Regions from separate parts of the Homo sapiens genome. Here regions 1 and 2 are each linked to region 3. A link is a loop called in an ENCODE intact Hi-C map of the cell type or tissue named here. Cell type or tissue: PC-3. All regions are shown on one strand.

Region 1 (8,000 bases), 140 kb before region 3:
AGATTTAGTTTGGACTTAGTGAGGTGTATTTATGCTGTTTACAATTACTCCAGGGTATCGTACAGTTATTGCCAGCTGTCCTGAGCTTCATGAAATACTCCTACTACGCACTATATTGAATCACCTAATGTCATGGCACGAAGCACAGGGCTAGAGATCCTAGTGGGATCTACCCTAATGTAAGGGGTACCTAATATCAGAAATACGTGAATAATGAGTAAAAGCAAGGTTTGCAACGTATAGAACCCAAAGATAGTCTGTAGAAAATTCCTCCATTTATTAGACATATACACATTTTAAGCTGAGGGTTTGGTTTTCATTGACACCAAGTCAAAATGGAAATTCACTCCTGTTCGAAACGTATTCTATGTACAATTGCAAATACATCATACATTTTTATGAAAAGTACAAAATAAAATTTACTTGATTTCCTGAGTTTGTAGGCACAAACATAGCAATACTATAAATGGCAAGTATTCTGTTAGAGCGTATTATGAACGAAACATAGTAAAGGCCTTCCAAGTTTGATAATGATCCCCAAAATTTATATGACATTACAAATACTGAGTACCGAAGTTAAAAGAAACTTTTAAAACTATCAACAAAAATTGTTCTGATTAACAGTACTGGAGAAAAGACTGAATTATATTTCTATGCTTGCCAAGAAAGAGATATCACCAACTGAAATATGATAGGGTGATCAGAGTATATGGTCCACATACTTAGAAATAAGTATCACAGTAGGACAATAATGTAAAAGTATGTTATTTCTTTTTTATTATTATTATACTTTAAGTTCTAGGGTAAAAAAAAGAAAAAACTTAATGGCTTTGGAAAGAGGGAGTTGCTAGGGTTAGATTTAAGTACAATGACATAGTGAAAGACATTATCTTGAGCGCCAGTAGCTAAAAATCACATTTTATTGGAAAGTAAAGCACTCATCAATCATCACTAATTAGACACACTATAGCACTATCACCTCAGTGCTACAGTATATCTAACTAGTTTTGTTGTTGTTGTTGTTATTGTGGTTTTTGATGTATAAACACAGTCCTTTCCTGAGTTATTGCCTATAATAAGGGAGTTGATTATAAGAACATTTTGGACCAGCACCAACACCAAAAAATTTGTCAGGAACAAAGGCAACTCTAGGAAACCCTGGTTTTTGTCTTGGAACAAGCCAGCTCCATGGCTGCAAAATCTTCAAATTTTCTTTTTTATGTTTTCCTATAGTCTTTGATAATAAAATGCATTATTTTTGAAAGCTATGGCATACAGTATTCTAAAATGAAGACTTTAAAATAAAGGTAAAGTAGCCAGGTGCGGTGGCTCATGCCTGTAATCCCAGCACTTTCAGAGGCCGAGGCGGGTAGATCACTTGAGGTCAGGAGTTCGAGACCAGCCTGGTTCACCAGCCAACAGGGTGAAACCCTGTCTCTACAAAAAAATATAAAAATCAGCCAGAAATGGTGACACGCGTCTGTAATCCCAGCTACTTGGGAGGCTGAGAGTCAAGAGAATCGCTTGAACCCGGGAGGCGGAGGTTGCAGTGAGCCGAGATCATGCTACTGCACTCCAGTCTGGGTGACAGAGCAAGACTTTGTCTCAAAAAAGAAAAAAAGAAAATAATAATTTTATATATATATATATATATATATATATATATATATATATATATATATATGTAAAGCAGACAGAGGAACTAAAGAAATTTATCAGCTCCTTCAATCCTTAAGTTTGTGAATTATCTCTGGGCAAAGAAAAGACTGTTCTGCTTTCTTCAACCCTTGATTTACAAATGCTTCTGACACTTGGCAGTGAACAGATGTGGCTCCACCCACAAGCTCGTAGGCTCCCCAAGAGCTAAAAATGTACTGGATTCATCTCTGTAACCCCAGGAGAGAACATCTAACTAGCACATAAGTGGCTCTGTGGTATGTGTTTGTTGAACTGAATTTCCCTACCCTTACACTTCAACATACTATCTTAAGATTCCAGCCCCTGGGATGGCTATAATTGTATTGGTTTACATTGTACCATCTACATTATCATCTGAATTTCACTCTTTGACATCTAACACAATGCCTCACATATAATAGAAACTCATTAAACATTTGTTAAATGAATAAATGAATGAACTTTTTATTGATGGAGGGAATTTGATTTCCTTACTCCTACTGTATATCAGATTAGATCACTCACCTATAAAACCCTTCAGTGACCTCCTATTAAAACAGCCTATAAGATCCTACCAGATCTGCCTCTCTAATCATTGCTAATAGAGTGAAAATGAATAAATGGGATCTAGACAGCACCTTAAATTATGTAAAGCAAAATTAGAATAAATTTTTTGTGAAAGACATGGTTTCAAGGGAAAATAATTGTAAAAAGTTGACTGTGAAAAGTTAAATCTCCTTATCCCAGGGCCTTTCAAGGCATTTAAAATTCAAATGGGTATTGTGACTTTTTAAGAAAGGGAACAGAGTGGATAGAATTTTCCAAATTTAATTAATATTAATAACTGCACTAATGATCCAGAGTGAAAAACTCTGATCTAGACTAAAGTAGAAGAAAATTTGCATATAGCTGTATCTGATGAACACACAGTGTTCAGGTCATTCTTAAACAAAAACATTTTAAGTTATTTTACTCAATATGACCTCATACTTCTATTTTATCATAATGACACAATGGGAGGACCTATGGGTCAGTAGCAGAGTAATTCAACCGCACATATGTTACATGAAGCATCAGGGTATTCACTGGGAGTCTACCATTCAATGTGAATGAGAAGGCTGATTCTATTTAATTTGAGAAATTTAGTAAGATGATAGTCTATTGTGGCTCTGATGGAAAGAGAGTGTTGAAAACCAATACTATAAAGCCAGCTGTTAGATTGAATGTACTTTCAGTGTCATTTTACATCTGACAATTACATCTTGATGTACACTGCCCTGAGCAAGACAATACTGTACTGCTCCTGGGGTCTTTAAAACGTACACACCTCATTATGGGCATTAGCCTCTAAAATATTCCATCTTTATGGAGGCTGGGAGAAAACATCAAGTTGAATCCAGAGAGGCTTATTCAGTGATAAATGACCTTAAGACATCTGGAAATCCAGTTTGGAGTAGGACAATGAGGTATAGATGCTTACCCAAACCTTTAGAAGTTAAGAAAAATATAGACAAACACTAACTTTTGAACAATTTAAATTAGTGTGTTTCATTGATTTAAAAATAAACCTTTTTCAATGTATTTCATCATCTCTGAAATTGTGGTATGTCCTATAATCCAATGGTGATTTACAATCACTTTCATGAATTCAGACTGAAAACATGTACTTGTATTGGGTTTTGGTTCAAATAATCAGGGGAGAAGTTTTTCTTTCCTCCACCAGTACCGATGTTGAGAAATACATTTTCTTGCTGTCTCTTTTCACACGGTGGTTTTGTTTGTTCATTTATTTACTCACATAATAATGATGTAGCCCTCTTAATTGCAAGTCTATTATTAGATTTTTCATCTTGAGCTTTTTTTCTTTTTTGGAGTGCATGTAACAGCATCTTTAATCATGGATTCAATGGTATCATAGACTCAAGAAATACAGTACTTTTAAAGCTCAGAGAATGTGTTCCTTTCTCTTCTTGAAAAGAATTATACCACGAGGCAGGATTTCCTTCTGGGATGATAATATCATATGGGAAAGGAAGCAAGGCACTCTCAACTCATTCTAAGTTCATAACTCCATAGACTATTAGAAAATCATTTCAAGAATACCACCTGTGGATAAGGGTAAAAGAGTGGGGGAAAAAGGGGAAACAAAAATCGGATAAGAAATCTAAACAAACCTAAACTTAGTGATAATGTCTAATTTATGCATAGGGGTTAAAAAATAGTAGATCCCAGGATCACTGTGAATAGCACGGCACAGAGAATAAAAATCATCATCAGGGATTCTGTTAGAAAATACAAGAGCCAGATCAATGTTACGATATAAAGAGGCATAGTGCATATAGAACCAAGGCATACATTTCTTAGGACCCCTATTTAGGAATGTACTAAGGTTTTGTTTCTTGCTTTTGTTTTTAAACAAAAAGAGACAGGGTCTTGTTCTGTTGCCCAGGCTGAAGTGCAGTGGCATGATCATAAAAATGTGCTGAGTTTTTATGCTTGTAATTTAAAAGTGACTAAGTGAACTAATAGAGTTTAAAAATGTGAGTGGTTAAACCTTGAGAGTTGAGATCACCATGGCAAAGCAAGGACATAGTTTTGTGCAAGGGATCCCAGTTTTTAAGCTGATAAAGGCTGGTACTCTATTTGCACAGGACATTATTAACATAAAAATAATATTATAAAAATATTTATTAAAATTTAATATTTATTAATGTAAAATTTAATTAATATTAATTTTAATTATATTACTTGATATAAATTAATATAATTAATATATAATTTCACTCATTAAAGTTTAATATTTGTTAATATAAAATTTAATTAATATTAAATTATTATTTATTAGAATAGTAATGAATATTTATTTTTAGGTTAAAATAATATTAACATAAAAACTGCAGCACAAGAGACTTAGATTTTATGGATTAATAGCAAACTTCCTCTGAACTAAGTCACAATCTAATTTTTATATTGAATAAGTCCAGGAGGGGGCACCCTGACATTCCAGCTTTCAGTCAACCTTCTGACTACTTCCATATTGAGCTAAATCTCCACAGCCATGGCCACCAACTGTCTTATCATCAACTGGGACTGTGCAAAGGCAGGAGCACCTAAGAGGCAGGCCAACAGTTTAATGAAAAGGACCAGAGTGCTCTAAGGTTGGATAAAGTATGGGGTCACTGACTGCCTTGTGGGTTACAGTAGATAACCTATGCAAATTCTCTTCAGAGGCAAGAGCTAGCCCCAAGAACTCTCAGCATCAATGGTCTACTTCAAATGTTGATTAGCATCAAAGGTTTCCTTCCACAGAAAGGCCAGACTAAAAGGGAGTAAGTAATTTCAGAAACATCTGGAAAGCAGAAGACAACATATAGGGGTCTTGTACTTCCTCTTTGATGTATATATTACCCATGCAGAAAAATGACATATTTGTAAATTTTAGTTCAGCCTCTAGGATGGTGCTCATCCAGCAGACATCTGTGTCACAGACCAAAGAAACTAAAATGTGTCCAACTTAAACCAGGCTGAATCAAGACTAGTTAAACTACACTTTTCATCACCAGTCAGTTTCAAATACACAGGCTCAGAGGTCTTTGACCACTTGCAGTTGAGAAGGATGATAGACCTGTACAGTTCAGGATATAATTTGGTCTAGGGATGCTTCAGAAGCTCCAGAACAGATTCTATACTGACTCTCCAACCATTCATTCATTGAATTTTGCCAGATAAATACCCTATCAGAAAATGGGTCTGTTTCCATTATGTCATACAAAGTGCAAATCCTCAAGGCTTTCCTTTGGAGAAGAATAGGTAGAGTCTACCAGTCCTGTCTCTAAATGATCCCATTTATCAATGGATGAGATTTCTGAATAAAGCATGTGCATTTATTTTATGCTGAATGCTGCAAACTTTAGATCGACATCTTGCCAGCAAAAACCAATACCCACATTTTTCATTTCTTTATCTCTGGTGGAAAAAAGCAGGATTTAAAGCAACTGCTGGTCAAACACATGATTCTTTTTTAAAAACCAGAGTAAATTCAGACTGGCTTCCTGGAGAACTGTTTTGAAAGGCAGTTTACAGATCTTACTGTTGCTTTTCCATGACATAATGCTGGAGATCCGACATAATACTCAAACACCTGGCAACAGCCTAAGGACAAGGGGGAGCAGGAGTGAAGGGAGAACAAGAGGAAACTCTGACAGATCTGTCCTGAAAAATGCACTATTTACCAAGTTGGGACATCAAATCTCAGACAAAAAGGTAAAGAGAATTGCTTAAACCAAGGTTTCCAAGAATCTTTGACAAATGCTGACTCTCTTAACACTTTATGAAACAACCAAAGTCAACAGACACATCTCCACAGCCTTTCCATTTGCAGACTTTTTTCCCACAGCCCTATTTAGAACTTAACATAATGGGAAGTTTTCTCTTGGCAAAAAAGCTGATTAAGTGTTCCATTTAATAGCATAATGCAAAAAAATGCTTTCCTTTTTTCAGACCTGCTGTTCTCATACTGTCTCATGTTGTCTAAAGTGGAGAGTTGGTAACTATTTTCGGGGTTGGTGTGCCTTTATGATGAATGTCATCTTAAAATACAGAACAAATAATGAAACCCATGTTGAATTTATAATCAACTTTCTTTTATCTACACTCAAGGTTATTATTTTAACCTGTTGTCTTTGCAGTTTGGGAATACAAGAATGAGCTTTTTGTGATAAGTTGAAAGCACAATAATTTATAACAAGCTTCTTTCTCTTATTCTCCTATTCTCTCTCCATTTCTGTCTCTCTCTCTTGCAGAATGGGTCTATTCATTTATATTTCTATCCTTTTTGATTTGGTCTTACATTTACAATGTCAGGAATATCATATCCATTCAACAAATAACATCTGACAAACAAAAATGGATCTCCTGGGGCATAGGACCAAAAAGCAGTGCTGTGGACAGATTCTGTTATTGGAATTAGGCATCTAACCTCCTTTTAAAGCATATGGCCTTTAAAAACTTTTCACTATTTTTAACAATCAACTTGAGGATTTAAAACAATGCAATCCCCCGCTAATTTTTATTGGTCAATGGCCTATTCAATTGTTTCTCAGCTTCTCCTTTAAAAAAAAATCCTTGTTCTAGTTGTACTTTTAAAGTTAAAGCAACAATCTCTTTATGGCTCTGCTTTCGCTGCGTAACCATCATCTTATGCCAAGATACATTTTTCACCCATTCAGTCAGGACAATTGGTAATTAAAGGCTTTATTACTTTCCATGATCATCATCTGCAATGCTTTTAGCTGGAACAAACAAAGTAACCCGAAACCTTATTTAAACTGGCTTACACATTAGGATATTTGTTTACCAACTAGTAGTCAGAGGTACAGTGGGCTGTGGAGTTGGTTTATTTCACAGCCGGATGGTATCATCCAGGACCCAGGCTTTGTTTTCTCTGCCTTCACTTTTGGCTTCCCTCCAAGCCTTGTTTCCTTCAAGGTTGTGGGATGGCTGCCAGGAATACTGGGGCATTTAACAGGAGAGAAAGGCTGCCTTTCTATGTTCTCTCTTAAAAGTAAGGCACTGCCATTTTCAGAAGTCCCTAGCAAGCTTCTCCCAACATCACTTTGACCCAAATTGCCTTAGCCCTTGCCACCTCTAACAAAACACAGCAACAGGGTAGAAGGTTACTAGGGTGAAATGGATGTTGGGAGCCAACCTCAATGACCACCACACTGTCTTCTTTAACATCCTTAGTAAGTTTGAATGATGCAACATATCAGAAGAACTATGACTCAGACATTCTCTAAGGGAGCCAATTATCCTTGTTTTCTCAGAACTGAGGGGTTTCCCAGTATGTGGAACTCTTAGTGCTAAAACTGGGTGAGTCTTGAGACAACTGGGATGGTGAGTCATTACCTTCCCCTTTAATCCCTACCAGGTCCAAGCAACCATGAACTCTCCTGAACATTTGAGGAAGTAATACATTCACAGGCAATTAAGTGGAATGCAACAGCAACAGTACTTCTTAATGCTCAAATTATAATTCTAATTTAAAAAACCCCAGCATACTGTGTATGTGTATAATCTGTGAAAATAATTATATTTTGTATAAAGGATAATAGACTGTGTAAGTTGGAGTAAAATTTAGAGGTTCCTTAATTTCCCACTTCCCACATTCATGCATCCACTAATAACCTGAGTAGTATACTCAAAGCAGAAACCCTTTCTACAAGTGGTCAATAAGCACTCTAAGAGAAAATTATGTGCCCCTTACACACAGCATTATTCCTGGAATATGACAGGTATTCAGTAATTATCATCCTGAATTTAGT
Region 2 (8,000 bases), 570 kb before region 3:
TGAGCCATGCCTCTGTCATTCACTAATTAGGTCATTTAAGTCCTCAGAGCCTTAGTTTTCTCATCTACAAAATGAGGTTCCTTTCTAAGATCTCTTTCTACTCTGGAATACCATGATTTTAGGAACTGATGGTGGCAGTTTACTCAAAGCATCTCTCTTTCTCTCCTCCTCAATACTTCCTCTTGAAACTCATGAAAGCTGTGCTTATTTACTAAGAGCAAAAAGGGGAGGGTACTTTCCATCTTCAAAACAATCAGCTCTTTTTGGGCCAATTGTTGGCCCCTCCTAATGTCCTTACAGCTTTGAAAGTAATTTTCCTTTTCAGTGCATGTCCATTTGCTCTTCCCAGGAAAACTGTAAATTCTCCAGGGGTAGAGGCCACCACTTATATTTCTCCTAAAACTTTACCAGTGTCCAGGTGACATGGAACTTAATGTCAGCAACATAAAATGGCAACACTTAATGAATATCTGTCCAATGGACTATATGAATACATGGATGAAAGTCTGCCTTACTGCATTTCAAGTCCTCATAGTACAGGTTAAGTCACGGAACTTGGGGTGAAATCTCAGTTTCATCCACAAAATGCCCCCTTTAAAAATTAAGCTACATTTTTGCAGATTAAATGAGACATTGCTTTGATGTTCATAAAGTACCTGCTAAAAGCTAACAAACTTTCCTTAATAAACCAAGAACTGTGATCAAGAAAAGCCTTAAACCTAAGAGTCTTGACAGTGATTTTTTTCCCCATTAAGTTTGATGAAAATGGGGAAGATGTTTTGCTCTTCGAACACCGTGTTCACTGCTACACTGTATTAGAGTTGGAATGCAGTAAGCACCTGCCTACAGAACATACACACTTCATTGGCAAAGCCACAGTAGCAGCCATACATCTTAGACTTTCATCTGTGTTAGCAGAGACAATAAGGAAGGATTATTAGGGAGAAAAATCTCATTGGTAAGCACCGTAACTCAGTGTGGGGCAATATTCCCTGGTCTCTGGGCTCCAGACTAGCAGCTCAGCTGGATGAAACCCAGCGCAAAACAAATAACATCTTTCTCTGAGCCAGTTTTCTGTGGCTTCTTAAGATGGCTGGAGGTTTATGCAGCCACCAGTGAGATGAAAACCCGTTTGGGCCTCTCTGAAATCTGAGTGGGCAGGGTCTAGAAGGACCTATGTGTTGGTATATCTTCAACTCTCGGTGTGAAAACAGAAGTGTAAAGTTTAAATATTTTTCCCTGAGGAAGTCTGTAATGTATGTTTATGTATGTATGTGTGGCATGAATTATTATTTCTTACATCTTTCCCTTTTTTCCTTAGAATGACAGCTTTCTCTAGGTGAGAAAGAGCATAATTAGAGCATAAGTGCTCTAATAATTGCTCTTTTTTTTGAGAAAGCCAAAAAAAATTTTTTTTTTTTTTTAACTTTATCTCCCTAGCACCCAGACTCAGTGGGGGAAGAACAGCAGGGTGTCCCTAGTCCAGGGGGCAAAAACGGTTATAGCTTGCAACATGGCTGAGTCCAGAACTGGGCAATAATCAGATGGTGGATGGTGTCCCAGCAATTATTTTTAAGCACCCATTTTATACCAGGAGCCATGCCAGAGTCTTTAATCAGGGGTTCTTATGTTTAGGGGTACATGTGGAGACTTTAGATGGACCAGACCATAAGCTTCCTGGAATTATATGAAAAATATTACATGTATGAATTTTTCTAGAAGGAGGAATCCATAGTTTTTATCTGATTCTCAAAGAAGTCCTTAATGCAGGAAGAGTTAAGGACAATTGTTTTAATTAGGTTATCTCTGTTTGAGATACCTGTTCTGCCCTTGCAATCCTCCTGTCTGGAGTCTCCGCATAGAGACCAGTATCTAAGGCTTAGCAGAGTGAAGTAACTTGCCCAATGCCAGGCAGTTAGTAAATGGAAGAGCCAAGGTTCAAGCTCTTGTTTGGGCTCAAAGTTTGTGTTCTATCGAAAGGCCCTAAATTGGGAAGAAGTGAAGGGATATCAATTTTACCTTTTATGTCCTTAATTGGATTAGGGCACAAAGGAGGTAGAGGGTGGGTTAGATAGTCACTCCCAACAGGGTGCAGCAGAGGCAGCCAGCTTTGAAGTGTTTACCTAGGATCAGCAGCTGGGTGCTCTCAGTCAGCTCTCCATGAAGATTGGCCGCCCTGCAGGAGTACAGGCCCTGATCCGAGGAGGACACGTTTGTGAGCAGCAAGGAGCCTTCGTGCAGATGGTGCGGGGAGCCCAGTTTGCTTTTATTCCTGAACCAAGTGACTTCAGCTTCAGGCACTCCTAGGAAGAAAAAAAAAAAACAAAAAACCCCACTCATCAGTCAAACACATTCAGGTGAGCCCAGAGGCATTTATAGCTTCTTGAATCCCCCTTCCCTGGGGCTGCTCTACAGGGACATCTTCTACCAGGCTTTGGCCAGATTAAATAATGTCCAGAGCCTGGTAGGATAAGGATATAGACTTCAGGGTGACCAAAGAATCAGAATAAATGTTGATACAAGATAAACATCTCAGTTGTCTCCAGATCTTTTGCCTTTTAAACTTACAGTGATGAGACAGGAAGAGGGAGGCCAGTACAAAGAGGAGGAAACAGGAAGCTGGCAGGGGGGGCTTGCCAAGGTGGAAGGAGAGTACCCAAATTCTTTGGAGAAAATGTATTTGAAAAACATGAGAACCAAATGTATACACCAGTGAAAATGAAACTACATGAAATAAACATAATGTTGAGTAAGAGATGGCAGACACAAGAGTACATACTGTATAATTTCCTTTCCGTAAGTAAAAAAAAAAAAACCTGGTAACATTAATCTATGCTGTTAGTAGTCAGTGGAATGAATGGGGAGGGGTTGTGACTGAGAAATGGGACAAGTGGCTTGGCCACTGGCGATGCTCTGTGTCTTGACCGGGGGCTGGTCTGGTGGGGAGTGTTCACTTGGTACCTTTATGATACATGTACTTTTCTGTATAGATATATTTTAATAAAAAGTGCAAAGCTATACAACGTTAAAATATATGTATGAACTAGACAAATGGAAGCTGCTAGATTGCTACTGGAGTTGACACTCTTATGTAGAAAACTTGCTTGTATTTTTGGAAGCCTGCATATCTTCTCAGAGCAAGAGAACATGAAATGGTAGTATCAGTAGAACCACAGGAAAAGGACAAAAGGAAAGTGCTCAACTCTTTCCACAATCCAAGTTTATTTTCTGTGAGAGAGATGGGATGGGGAGATCATCTGCTGACCTGGGATGGGCTCTCTCTTTGGAAGCCAGGCTCTGTGCTCTAGGGACCCCATGAATTCCTCAGGAAGTTTCCTTGTGGTTGACATGCTGGAAAACAGGCCCTGAGAGTTTAGGATGAGCCTTCCTAGATGCTGTTTTAGGAGGATCCTATAGGAGGCTGGGCTCTGAGTATGTTGAGAGACTGAAGATATGTGGCACGGATTCACAGGTCTCTAGGGAGCAGAAAGCACCCTCCCCTACACAACTCAGCCTGCTGACCCAGCTCACACAGTTTATTTATAGAACTCACTGGCATGTATCCAGGGCATGCTTAAAGTGTAAAGTCCTGGCCGGGCGTGATGGCTCATGCCTGTAATCCCAGCACTTTGGGAGGCCGAGGCAGACAGATCACAAGGTCAGGAGTTTGAGACCAGTCTGACCAACATGGTGAAACCCTGTCTCTACTAAAAATACAAAAATTAGCCAGGCATGGTGGTGGGCACCTGTAATCCCAGCTACTCAGGAGGCTGAGGCAGGAGAATCACTTGAACTTGGGAGGCAGAGGTTGCAGTGAGCCGAGATCACCTCACTGCACTCCAGCCTGGGTGACAGAGCAAGACTCTGTCTCAAAAAAAAAAAAAAAAAAAAAAAAAGGGTCAAGTCCCGGGAAATGGGGTCAAAGCCAAGAATGGCCAAGGAGCCAGACCTTTAGTCTAGTGGTCTAGTGTTTTCCCTGAGCTGGGGCTGGTTTTTGCCTTTGGGGCAAGGGCAGTTTGCCCTTAATGGCTAGCCTTCTGTTGAGAATGCAGAGTGTCTTCAAAGAGTTGCCTGTGTATCTGTTACGTGTCCTTGAAATTGGCTAGAGAAAGAGAGGCAGGGCTACCGAAAGTGGGTGGAGACTTGGATACCACAGCCTTGTCACATCAGAGAGAGGCACACGCTAATCTGGCTCTAACAGTAGGATACTTTATGCTCAAGTGTGTAAGAGGGGCCAGGTTGGCATCATCTCTAAAGATACCTGGAGAAAAGACACAGGTGAGGGGTGGAACAGCTGATTTTTCATTGCAGCACCACTAGGGAGAGCAAGAGCATCATGATGCCTGTCCATGCCAGCTTGGACTTTGGACCCTGAGCTTAGTTTTTTTCCCATTTAAAAAAAAAAATCCACGGCATTTAGGAGACAGCCTCAGAAGTAAATTGAAGAAATGCACTCTTAGCTATTTTTCTCCTGAAAGAACAAGGAAAAATGAGTTCCTGCAAACCCTTTTCCTCTTTTCCTTCCCCTTCCTTCCTTCCTTCCTTCCTTCGTTCCTTCCTTCCTTCTTTCCTTCCTTCCTTCCTTTTCTTTCTTATTGAGATGGAGTCTTGCTCTGTCACCTAGGCTGGAGTGCAGTGGCATGATCTCGGCTCACTGCAGCCTCTGCCTCCTGGGTTCCAGCGATTCTCCTGTCTCAGCCTCCCAAGTTAGCTGGAATTACAGGCGTGCACCACCACGCCCAGCTAATTGTTGTATTTTTAGTGGAGACAGGGTTTCGCCATGTTGGCCAGGCTGGCGTTGAACTCCTGACCTCAGATGATCCACCTGCCTTGGCCTTCCAAAGTGTTGGGATTACAGGCACGAGCCACCATGCCGGCCCTGCAAACCATTTTCTACCATTATTCATCCTCTTTCCCTCACATTGCTCACATGCAGCACTTACTGCCTGCATCTTCCTTTGAGGAGGGCTGTGGGCAGCAAACACAAAGACTCAGGGGGAGAGAAAATGAGAGTGAGAGTGACAGAGGGGAGAAGGGAGGGTGGAACAGAGGGAGAAGGGAGAGAACCCAGGGATGGAAGCAGACCTGGGAGCTATTTCTCACTCCCCCAGGAATGGCTTGCAAGCTTCTTCCATTCCCTTGATGTCTGTCTATCTCATGCCGTTCTAAAATTGTGCTTGTTTGAGAGGACAGGACTGGATATAAACCAAAAGGGCTGAATTCCTCTGGTGACAGCAGGGGACTTCATGGGAGAAATGGAAACGTTCAGAATAGCAGGGTGGAGGAAGAAACCTCCAGTTTCTGTAAACCTGGAACCATGGACCTGACAGCAGTCCCAAGGGAAGAGAAATTAAGTGGGAATCATTCTTTAATCTACTGGCAAACCTCTCTCAGATTCATTCAAGCACAGATCTGCATTATGAGTTTGCCGATGTAGGTATTGTTACTGGTGCCACATTTTGAGGACTTCCTGCCTGGAACTGTGGGCCTTAGGTGGAGAATGATATTACTAAGACACCTTGGAGTGACAGCCAGTCCTTCCATAACTGGCTCTGACATTACGCATGTAGAATGAGGAAATAGAAAACAATAATTGAGGTGTTATAAAGTTTTTTTTTCTTTTTCTCTCAGGAGATGACAACGACGCTTTAAAAAACGTCACCAGCCCTTGAATGTTCCACAGAGTCCCTTGAAAAGGTAGTGATACACATGCCTAATACTGATGTTCAGAATACCTCAACATCGGAGTGTACTGAGACATGCAAACGTATCCTGAGTGTGTTAAACGGAGAAATAACATTGAACATTTGCTATAAGTCAAACATTTTATAAACACAATCACTTATTTTTAACAATGATCCTGTGAAGCAGGTACTATTTAATAACTCCATTTTATGAGAAAAAGGGTCTCATAGAGATTAAGAAATCTGCCTAAGGTCACATTTGTTTGGATGCCTGAACGATTACATCATTACATCAGAAAAGAGTTTCTGTTCCCCCCAGTTCCCTACCCTACAGCCAATCAGTAACCCACCAGTGCCAGGGTGGGGATTCAAACTGAGATACCTTTAATGCCAACAGTCCCCATCTTAACAAGTGTACACCGCCTGCCATTATACTAGCCTGACTCTTGAGAGAAAATCTGAACTGCTGCTTTACTATTTCTGAACTGTCAAAGGCTTAATTCCTTTCTACTTTCAGAATTAATGTTTCTGCTGTGGTTGTAAAACCAAGGTGTTGTCAGGAGAGAGGTTCCAGAATCCATGTGTTCTGGCTTTTTAGCTCTTTCTTGTTGAGAAGCTTGGTCAGGTTGCGGGAGATGATCTTTTCTAGCCTGCTGTAGTGTGACAGCAAATGCCACAAAAACAAACACCTGAAAATGACAGAAAATATGCTCTACCACAGAACAAAATCCAAAAGCTATGTTGTTGTGGACCAGCTACTTGGATAGGCTCCACATGCTAACCTCCCTGGTATTATTTGTATCTTAAAACAGCGAAGGAAAAGAACCCACGTTTGCATTTTCCCCTGTGGTGTATCTTTTCAACAGCCCCATGCTCTCCCTGCTGCTTGAAAGGATCAGTAAAAGAGCTTAGTCATACTGGGTGGTAACTTGATATGATTACAAGGTCCAGTGCCTTTGATGTCCATGGAGCTGCCAGGTAGGGTGATGCTAAAATATTCTTTTTTAAAAAGTCCCAGACAGGGTATTCTTGTTAACTGGATCCCTTATTACATTTGGAAGGCTGCCTGCACCATGGCGGTGTGTCAACATCTCAAGGTGGGGTTTCCACTCAAAGGTGCACCTTTACATGGGAAATTCTAGAAGCTTCCTAGGAGGTGTGGAGGTAGGGTGGCTTAGGGAAAGAAAAGAGAAAGGATACAGTAACTCAACTGTCAGTCTTGTCAATTATTCTAAAAAACCAAGGCAGTCTGGAAAGAAGGTTTCCAGCCTTCCACGTTTCTCCATACTGACTGTGGCAGACAACGATAGCTGTTCACAAAACCAGTTTCCCTCTTTTTCCTGAGTACCCAGTGAGCCTACCTTCCCCAGCATCCTTTGTAGTTGTGCGTGGCCATGTGACTAAAGGATTGTGAAAAGTCTTAATGTATGCTCCTTCCAGGCGTGGCCCTTAAAAGCCTTCTCAACCATCCTCCGTATTCTGTTTTCCCCTCTCCTGGTTGATAGGATAGAGGTAACCCCTATGGAGACCTTGGAAGGCATGTGTTCCAGATGTCAGACCCACCAGCATCCTGTGACCCTGCATGACACTGTGGGGGCAGATCCTCTCCAGATGACCAGGTGTACTCTTTGGGCTCTTAGATAAGCAAAAATAAACCTTCTATTGTATTTGAGCCATTATACATTTGGGGGTCTACTTGATACCAGAGTCTAATCTATCCTAATACACCACCCATCACTGACTCTTGAACTATTTCTGCATCCTTAGTCCTGCTGATTTTATCTCCTAAGTAAGTCCTTCAAATACTTCCTTTGCTTTTAGGAGAAAAACCTAAACTGTACCATAATCTATGAGAACATGTAAGATCTAGCCCCTGCCTACCCACACCTCCTCAGCCTCATATGCTACTTTCTTCTCTGCTCTTGATATTATAGCCACACCACCAGCCAGGTTTTACTTCTTTAAATGCAGCATGCTCTTTCTACCTCAGGCCCTTTGCACATTCTGTTCCCATTTACTGAAACACTGCTTCTTCCCCTGATCCTTTATCGCCGACTCAGTTTTCTGACCTCTTCAGAGAACAAATAGAGAACAAGCATGGGAGTGATACAGTGGATTAGGTCACTTTTCAAGAAAAAGCCTATCATACTCATTGCCTAATGCTGTTGATGCTTCAGGATTGGGAAGAATGTGAGGCTGCATTTTGTAAGCTGAAAGCACATGTACGCAAAAAGTTGTTTAATGAAAAACTGCTAACAATTCAAACATGTGAGTTGGTCTAGGTAAATTACATAATATTCTTAATATAGGCTATTA
Region 3 (8,000 bases):
TCCTCCTTTCTCCTATGTGGCTTTCTGGCTCAGAACCCTCTTTCTCCCAATGTTCTGTCATCTCCAACTCTTTTTCTTTTATTTCAGATAATTCCTCGTTTACCTCATTTTGCATACTAGCATATCACCTTGCCTTTTCATTGATCTTTTTCTTGCGTACGCATCTTGTTTGAGAAAGGAACTCTGGTTGTTCTTTTATTACTGGTAAATACATACAACATAAAATTTGCCATTTTGCCTATTTTTAAGTGTACAATTTAGCAAAAAACCTGGTTTTTATTTTATTACTTGTAAATACACATAACATAAAATTTGCCATTTTACCTATTTTTAAGAGTACAACTTAGCAGCTTTACGTACGTTCATTCACATTGTTGTGCAGCTATCACCAAGATCTATTTCCAAAAACTTTTTCATCATCCCAAACAGAAATTCTGTACCCAGGAAACAATAACTCCTTTTTCCCTCCTTCCTTCTGCTCTGAAGATCTCAATTCTCGTTTCTGTCTCTATGAAGTTTCCTATTCTAGGTGCCTTCTATAATTGGAATCACATAGTATTTGTCCTTATTTTACCTAGCATATTTGTAAGATTCATTATAACTCTATCAGAATCATTTCTTTTTATGACCAAATAATATTTTATGTCTAGGCCTCATTTATCTACTCATCTGTTGTTTCCACCTTTTAGCTATTGTGAATAATGCACTATAAACATGGGTGTGTGCTTTCGGTTCTTTGGGGGTATATATCTAGAAAGAGAATATAGCTGGATGATAAAGTAATTCTGTGCTTAACTTTTTGAGAAGCTGCTCAACTGTTTTTCATAGGGGCTGTACTATTTTACACTCCCAACAGCAATGCACGAAGATTCCAATATCTCCATATCATCACCCACACATTTTATTTTCTGTTGTTGTTATTATTATTATTTTGGAATAATAACTATTGTAGTGTGAAGTGATATTTCATTGTTGTGTTATTGTACATTTTCCTAATAACTGGGGTGTTGAGCATCTTTTCATGCGCTTATTGAACATCTGTATATCTTTAGAGAAAATGTCTATTCAAGTCCATTGCAAATTTTTAATTGAGTTGGATTTTGTTTTGAATTCTCTGCCTTTCACATTATCTTTTTGGATCTCCTCCATTCTGTAGCAAGATACTCTTGATAAATTAGAAAATTACAAAATAACTTTTTGTTTTTAAAAAACATTTTTATGAAAAATTTCAAATATGAAAATTTAAAGAATTGTGTTGTGATGATCACCATACCTGACATCTAATTTTTGTAATTGATATTTTATTATATTTGACTTATTTCATACCTATCATCTATCCAACATTCTACCTGTACATCAATCAAGCTTATTTTTTGGATGAATTTAAGATAAGTTGAAGATATCAGGAAATTATTTTTAATGAACAAAAACCACTCTCATGGAATGTGTAAGCTTGAGGCAGGGGTACAGCTGTCTCTGGGACTTCTCTGGCAGATAAAGTACAAGCACAGAAGAGGGGTAAAAGTCAGTGGGGGTTTAAAACTCTTTTACTTTGAATATGGCTTAATGAAATTTCTTGGGAAAATGAATCAAAGAAAACATTCCCAAGGAACAGGCAGTGCTGACAGGGAGATGTCACTATCAGAGCACCCGGGCTGTATATTACGATGGTTGCTGGGCAACACCGCTGGCTCATCTGGTTCACATGTAAATAATGAATCCTGGGCTAGAAGCAAAACTTCCTGAGGCTAGTAGGTTCCAGAATTAGCTCTTAAGCCTCTCTGTCCCTCTCCTACTATAGCACTGGCTCCTTGGTCTTCCCCAATGGGCTGTTAACTCCTTTGATGTCAGAAACCATATTCTATTCATGTCTATGCCCATTTCTTTTTCAAAACATCATCTAACATCTAGGATAGTGTTTTAGACAGAGAAGGTTCACAATGACTTTTGCAAGCTCCATTAAGCATCTATATCCTCCAACCTCAGGGTTCATTGGACTGTACTTTGCATTCTTTCCTGTACCTACACCCTACCTTTGAGGAACTCCTGGAAACCCTGTCAGGAGTTCAAGGGTCTAAGTTGCCCTTTCTTATTGCAACCAACCTATTGCCTGCCTAGCGTCTTCCATCTTTGTCAAACTTCTCATGCTTAGACAAACGTCCCAGCCTGTACGATGCCCTTTGCCTTTGATCCAGCATGAATAAAACCCTCCTCAAGGTCATTTATGAGATTTCATGTCATGGAAGCTGAGTAAGAAGGGGACCTTCAATTTAAAGGTGCAGAATGTAGACTTGTAGACTATGCTCAGAGAAGCATTATGTCACATTTTAAGAAATGGAATCTCATGATAAGAGTGAGAGAAATTATGCTTTTCGGTTGGAAGAGCATCTTCAAATAGGAAACAAGGAAGATTGCCAAAGATAATGTTGTAGTCATCCAGACATGAAAAATCAAAAACAGGGCTCTTTGATGGGGGCGAAAGTCAGTTGCATATGAGAAACAAGACCACAATCAGATTTAGAAACAGATTATAATCTCTGCTTCGCAGTTATGTAGTCAGAAAGACTCCCTGAGTCTTCTGACAAAGAGGGTAGATGGAAAGGCTTACCAAGGGCCAGCTGGAGACCAGGGAAAGAGGCAGAGAGGTGGGAGGGAGTGGGCAAGGAGTGGGATTTCGACAGAACGATGAATTGCATCCAAATAAATAAGATTTAATAACAGCATATGAAAAGACAAAGTCCTCATTTTCACCTGTCTCTGGATTTGCAAACATAGATATTTCCTTTAGAGAGGAAACCACTATATTTATGATTGGTTCATATTTCACACCTTTATTCATACATATCCTGTAATGTAAAAGGCCTATTTCTTATTACATAGGAAATGCTAAATGCACTGGGGAGTCACAGAAATGCTCAAAGCTTTTCTAGAAGTTAACATAAGTAGCTGGTCACAGGAGTACAGCCTAAAAAACAAAGCCTTCTTTCTGACTCTGCAGAAATTAAGTACTGACATGTGAAACCTGCTGAGAGTTTCGTCTGTTTTTACTATCAAAGCCTCATTCTTTTTTTTTTTCTAAGTATGAGCATACACACATGATTTAAAGATGCTAGCAAACGCTCATACGCCTGCCGCTTATACGCCTGCTACAAGGTAAAGAATGCGGCAGCGCCCCCTAGTGGTTTCTGTGTGGAGTTACAGCCTACGAATGTGCAAATACACGGGACCCTTCAGCTTTCATCCCTTGACAGCCAGGACACTAAAACACCAAAAGCTGGAATTTGTTAATATTATAATGCCAAACAAGATTTCAAACAATATCAAGTTTATTAGGAGGAAAAATGAAGACAAGTCAGATATAGAAACTTTCACTCAAACATTTAATGAAAATAAATGCAATATCATTTGCAAATCCAGTAAGGTCACACTTTAAATACAGAAAAAATATAACCTATAGATCATCAAACGCAGGTGAGCTGGCTTTGGAAAATTGGGTTTCTATTGCTAAGACAAGGGAAGATTACCAATTTAATTCTTGCTCTAGATAATGTCATAAATTTAGCTCCTTATGTATCAGATTTAAGTTTAACAAAGTAAATTAGCAAAGCCGACAAAATTTTCCCCTTCTTGCCACATAGCTAATAACTTTATACATACCAACTGTTCTTAATTTTAAAAATGATTGTAAAATGCTCCACTCACAATTCTCTTCTTCCCACACTTTCTCCTTACTGCAAAGTGTATTTAAGAGTACTGGGGGGGGCGGGGGGGCAGGCGCGGTGGCTCACGCCTGTAATCCCAGCACTTTGGGAGGCCGAGGCGGGCGGATCACGAAGTCAGGAGATCGAGACCATCCTGGCTAACATGGTGAAACCCCGTCTTTACTAAAAATACAAAAAAGTTAGCCGGGCGTGGTGGCGGGAGCCTGTAGTCCCAGCTACGTGGGAGGCTGAGGCAGGAGAACGGCGTGAACCCGGGAGGTGGAGCTTGCAGTGAGCTGAGATCGCGCCACTGTACTCCAGCCTGGGGGACAGAGCGAGATTCCATCTCAAAAAAAAAAAAAAAAAAAAAAAAAAAAAAAAAAACCAAAAAGAGTATTGACGGTAGTTCCATAGGTGAGGCTGTTTAAGATACTATGAAAAGAAAACGTGGCCACCCGTCCGTAAATGTTAGCCCTCAAATAATAATGATGACTAACACACTACTTGTTAAGAGTTTTATAGAGTTTATCTCATAGCAAACCAGTGAGGTGGACGTGATTAGCTCTCCCATCCTACAGGGGAGGAAATTGAGTCTAAGACCACACAGCTTACAGGGTGGCTCAGGTAAAATTCAGATCTAGGGAGTCTGACTCCAGAGCTCAGGCTCTTAATCACTCGAGGAGGTGCTGCCTCCCAAACACGATGATATCTGGTCTACAGTGGCAGGTTGCACACAGATGGGTCAGCACGTGAATTGGCACGTAAATTTGTTGCCAAAGGAATGAAGATGGCAATGTGCTTGAAAAGTTGTATATCATCAAAGACTCATCAAAAAGCATGCCATTATCACTGCTGGTGCTTGCCTCGTCCCACTACCTAAGAACTACAGCTTTAGTAGTGTGTGTGAAGCTAAGATTCTAGTGGAATTGTTATTTAAGGGGAGATCTCCGGAAATTATGGGGCTGCTCCTACTAGCTAGAATTTCTTTAAAGCATCAAATTGGATTAAAATGAAAGACCTGAAAAGCAGTTCCAGCTAGAAACAAGGAACCAACCAGACAGACCACAGGGAAGCTTGACAACTTCTAGAAAGAAGCATTTTCCCCTGACTTTGCCCACAGAGCAGTGAGAGATATACAACCCAGGTCACTTACAATTTTTTGTAAGCTGCTTCTGTTCTTGGGGTTTAGGAAGTAATCAGCGACGCTTCCTATAGTAATGGGGGAAAGTGGAAGTTTTCATTCTATTTTTAGAAAAGAAATATAGGCCTAGTTTTTTACACTATCTTTGATAAAATTAGACAACTAGTTAGAATTATTTTACTTTCTTGTTATTTTTTAGCACTAAACTAATATATGATCATTGTTACCAAGAAAATCTTCAAAAGATGTATAAAGGAGAAATTAGTCATCTCCATCCACCCAGGGTCCCTTTCATTCCCTCCTTCCTGAGGTAACCAATGTTAACATCCGATGTTCATCCTTCTACCACTTTATGTATACCCATACAGACATATACACTCATATATAGACATAGGTAAGGTTTCAGCTTTTTATTTGGTTTAGAAATGAGATAGTACCATACATATTGTTCTACACCTTGGTTTCCTCACTCATCATGACATCTACATCATAGAAACCTCTCCAAATGGACAGACATAAATGTAACATTCTTTTCAAATAGCGGCACAGTATTCCATAGTATGGACATGCCACAATCAATTCAAATATTTTCCTAATGGTGAAAATTTATTTTCTTTACAGTTTAAAGGACTGGAAGATAATGAGGTAATAAACATAGTGTAACATATGTTTATCTCCTGCTGCTTGCTTTCCAGAGATTCTCCAAAGTTAGATAGCTTAGTCAAAGCATATGTATTTGTAAATTTTATTAGATACAGCAAGATAACTTTCAAAAATGGTGACAACTAATACCCAACCAGCAACATTTAAGATGCTCATTTCCTAACATTCTTACCAGGAATAGATAATTTTACTCTTGAAGTTTTGCTAGTATGATGGGCTTTAAAATACAGTCAGCACCCCCTTATCAGCGGGCTCTGTATCCGTGGACTCAATCAACCGTGGATAGAAAATTTTGAAAAAAAATTGCATTTGTACTGAACATGTATAGACTTTTTTCTTCCTGTCATTATTTCTTAAACAATAGTATAACAATTGTTTACATAGCCTTTACATTGTATTAGGTATATAAGTAATCTAGAGGTGATTTAAAGTATACAGGGGGATATGTGTAGATTTATGCAAATAGTATACCATTTTATATCAGGGACTTGAACATTCAAGGATTTTGGTATCCATGGGAGGTCCTGGAACCAACCCCCAATGGATAACAAGGGGCAACTGTATCTCATTTTGAGTTTGATTTGCATTTCTTCTGTAACCAGTAAATGAGGTTGAGCACATTTATAGGCCATGTTCATGTCTATAGGCCATTTGGATTCCACTTTCGAATTATTTGCCTATTTTTCTACTGAGTTATATGTCTTTAAAAAATAATTATAGAAACTCTTAATATTAGGGATACTAACCCTTCATTTTTCCTATGTACTGCAACTTTTCTCCTAAACTTTTCTCCTAACCGCTCATTTTTCTTTCTTCTTTTTATACTATATCATCCAATTTAAAAAGTTACATGGTTCATTTTTTTTCTTTTAGTATCTTGGTTTCCTGTCTTGGTAGGAAATTTTAAAATATCTTTAATTTCATATTTTATATTTATATCTTTAATTGATCTGGAATTCATTTTGTAATATGGATTGGTGTTTAGCTTGCTTTTTCCTGTGTTGGATAGTCATTATGTCAGCAATGCTATCCAGTTTTATTTAGTTGAACCAAATTTTTCCCACTGAATTGAAATGCCATCCTTGTCAATTTTTAATTTCTCACATATATTTGAAACTATTTCTGGATATTTACTGTGTTGCACCAATATCTTTCTCTGTGCCCGTGCCAGCTCTATCCTGTTTGGTTTGTAGTAGGGTTATAGAAACAACTGATAACAATTTGTAAGGCAAGCTTCACACACAACTCTTTTCCCAGGACTTTCTTGGGTCTTGTCACACCCTTTTTCTTCCATGTGAGCCTTGAAATCATTTTATCCAGTCCCTTCCTGCAAACAAAGAATACATAAACCCAATTGATACTCTAATAGAAAATGAATTTAATTAAAATAACTTTAAAGGATAAGCATTTATAATACTGTCATATATTCTCCTGCCATTCAGAAGTACATCCTTTGTTGATAACTTGTACTTTCTATCTAGAAAATTGTCAGGTTTTTTTCACTGTCCTTTTGAAGTTTAGAAAGTCACTCGGAAACATCAAAATGCTTCTTTCAGGACTCGATAAAACTTTCTTGTCTAGAAACTCAACACCGTCTTCAGAAAACTATTTTATATGTTATTAATTATTTTTCCTGTTTTTATCTCCAATTATTTCTTGTTCTAGAACTCTTATGAGTGCATGCTGTGTGTTCTAGATATGTCTTCCAAGTCTGTTTTCTGTAAACTTCAACTTCTGCCTCTTAATTTTCTACATCACATTTTCAGTTTTTACAGTAATGATTCTTCTAATCCATTTACCTATTAATTTTTAATTATACTTTTTTTTAGTTTTAGAGTTAAATTTTGGTACCCTAATTACATCTTCCTGACAGTTCTGTGCTGTTTCTGTTTTTTGTTAACATTCTCTTCTATTTCTTCATTGAGATCTGCTGCTCTAAGACAGTCACATGGGCTCCCCATCAGGATCATATTTTTCTTTAGTGAGTTGTCATTATTCTCTCCTGACCAGAGTTTTGCGTTTCTTTAGCACTCACACATAAGTTGGTAGAGATTCCTTAGCAGTGGCAAACGGGCTGGTGGTAGAAAACGAGTCATTTCTTCTCTTACCATCTGCAAGGAATTCATTCAGGAATGAGGAGCCTCGAACATGGAGCGGGGTGTGGAAAACCGCCACTGTATCCCCAGCTTCCCAGGAACAAGAAGCCCCCTCTTCCACGAGCAAGGCATGAGAACACTTCTGACTTCCATGGGCATCACTTCCCAGGGCCCCAGCCATCCACAGCACTGATTCAGGTGTTCCCAGGTCACCGAGATCAACTCCGTAGCTGAGGATGCTCTTTGAGGGGAGGGGATTCCCAGGTTTTCTAGGGCTCAGAAGGTAGTGTCTAAAGCTGGGCCTTTGCTCTGTCTTGAAAAAGGACATTCTTTTCTTCTGTTTCCATTCTTTAGGTTCTCACCAGGAACCAGGGCAACCACATCCCCTACTTCTTTATT

What was found. Peaks named below come from ENCODE experiments on the same cell type or tissue, not always from the same donor. Only the 100,000 strongest peaks of a DNase experiment are listed, where the experiment ranks them.
Region 1: a loop joins it to region 3, with 7 times the contacts of the local background. A loop is called at or near these places in 14 of 110 quality-filtered maps.
Region 2: it touches region 3 in a loop (11-fold over the local background); 13 of 110 quality-filtered maps call a loop at or near these places.

What each region holds. Positions count from the first base shown.
Region 1 is chr9:18,392,965-18,400,964 of GRCh38, reverse strand. It overlaps a transcript of ADAMTSL1 not described here. Among named protein-coding and RNA genes, the nearest start is that of ADAMTSL1, 77 kb to the left of the region's middle. In PC-3, a CTCF peak has its summit at 4,680 (motif pointing right); DNase peaks (open chromatin) are centred at 7,104 and 7,484; H3K4me3 peaks cover 379 bases; H3K27ac peaks cover 2,576 bases.
Region 2 is chr9:18,820,587-18,828,586 of GRCh38, reverse strand. ADAMTSL1 (ADAMTS like 1) reads right to left here. Exons shown (of 29, transcript NM_001040272.6): 22 at 2,124-2,303. Among named protein-coding and RNA genes, the nearest start is that of SAXO1, 210 kb to the left of the region's middle. In PC-3, a CTCF peak has its summit at 4,312; DNase peaks (open chromatin) are centred at 4,316 and 6,596; H3K27ac peaks cover 560 bases.
Region 3 is chr9:18,250,431-18,258,430 of GRCh38, reverse strand. It overlaps a transcript of ADAMTSL1 not described here. Among named protein-coding and RNA genes, the nearest start is that of ADAMTSL1, 220 kb to the left of the region's middle. In PC-3, a CTCF peak has its summit at 3,180 (motif pointing left); DNase peaks (open chromatin) are centred at 3,170 and 4,260; H3K27ac peaks cover 2,331 bases.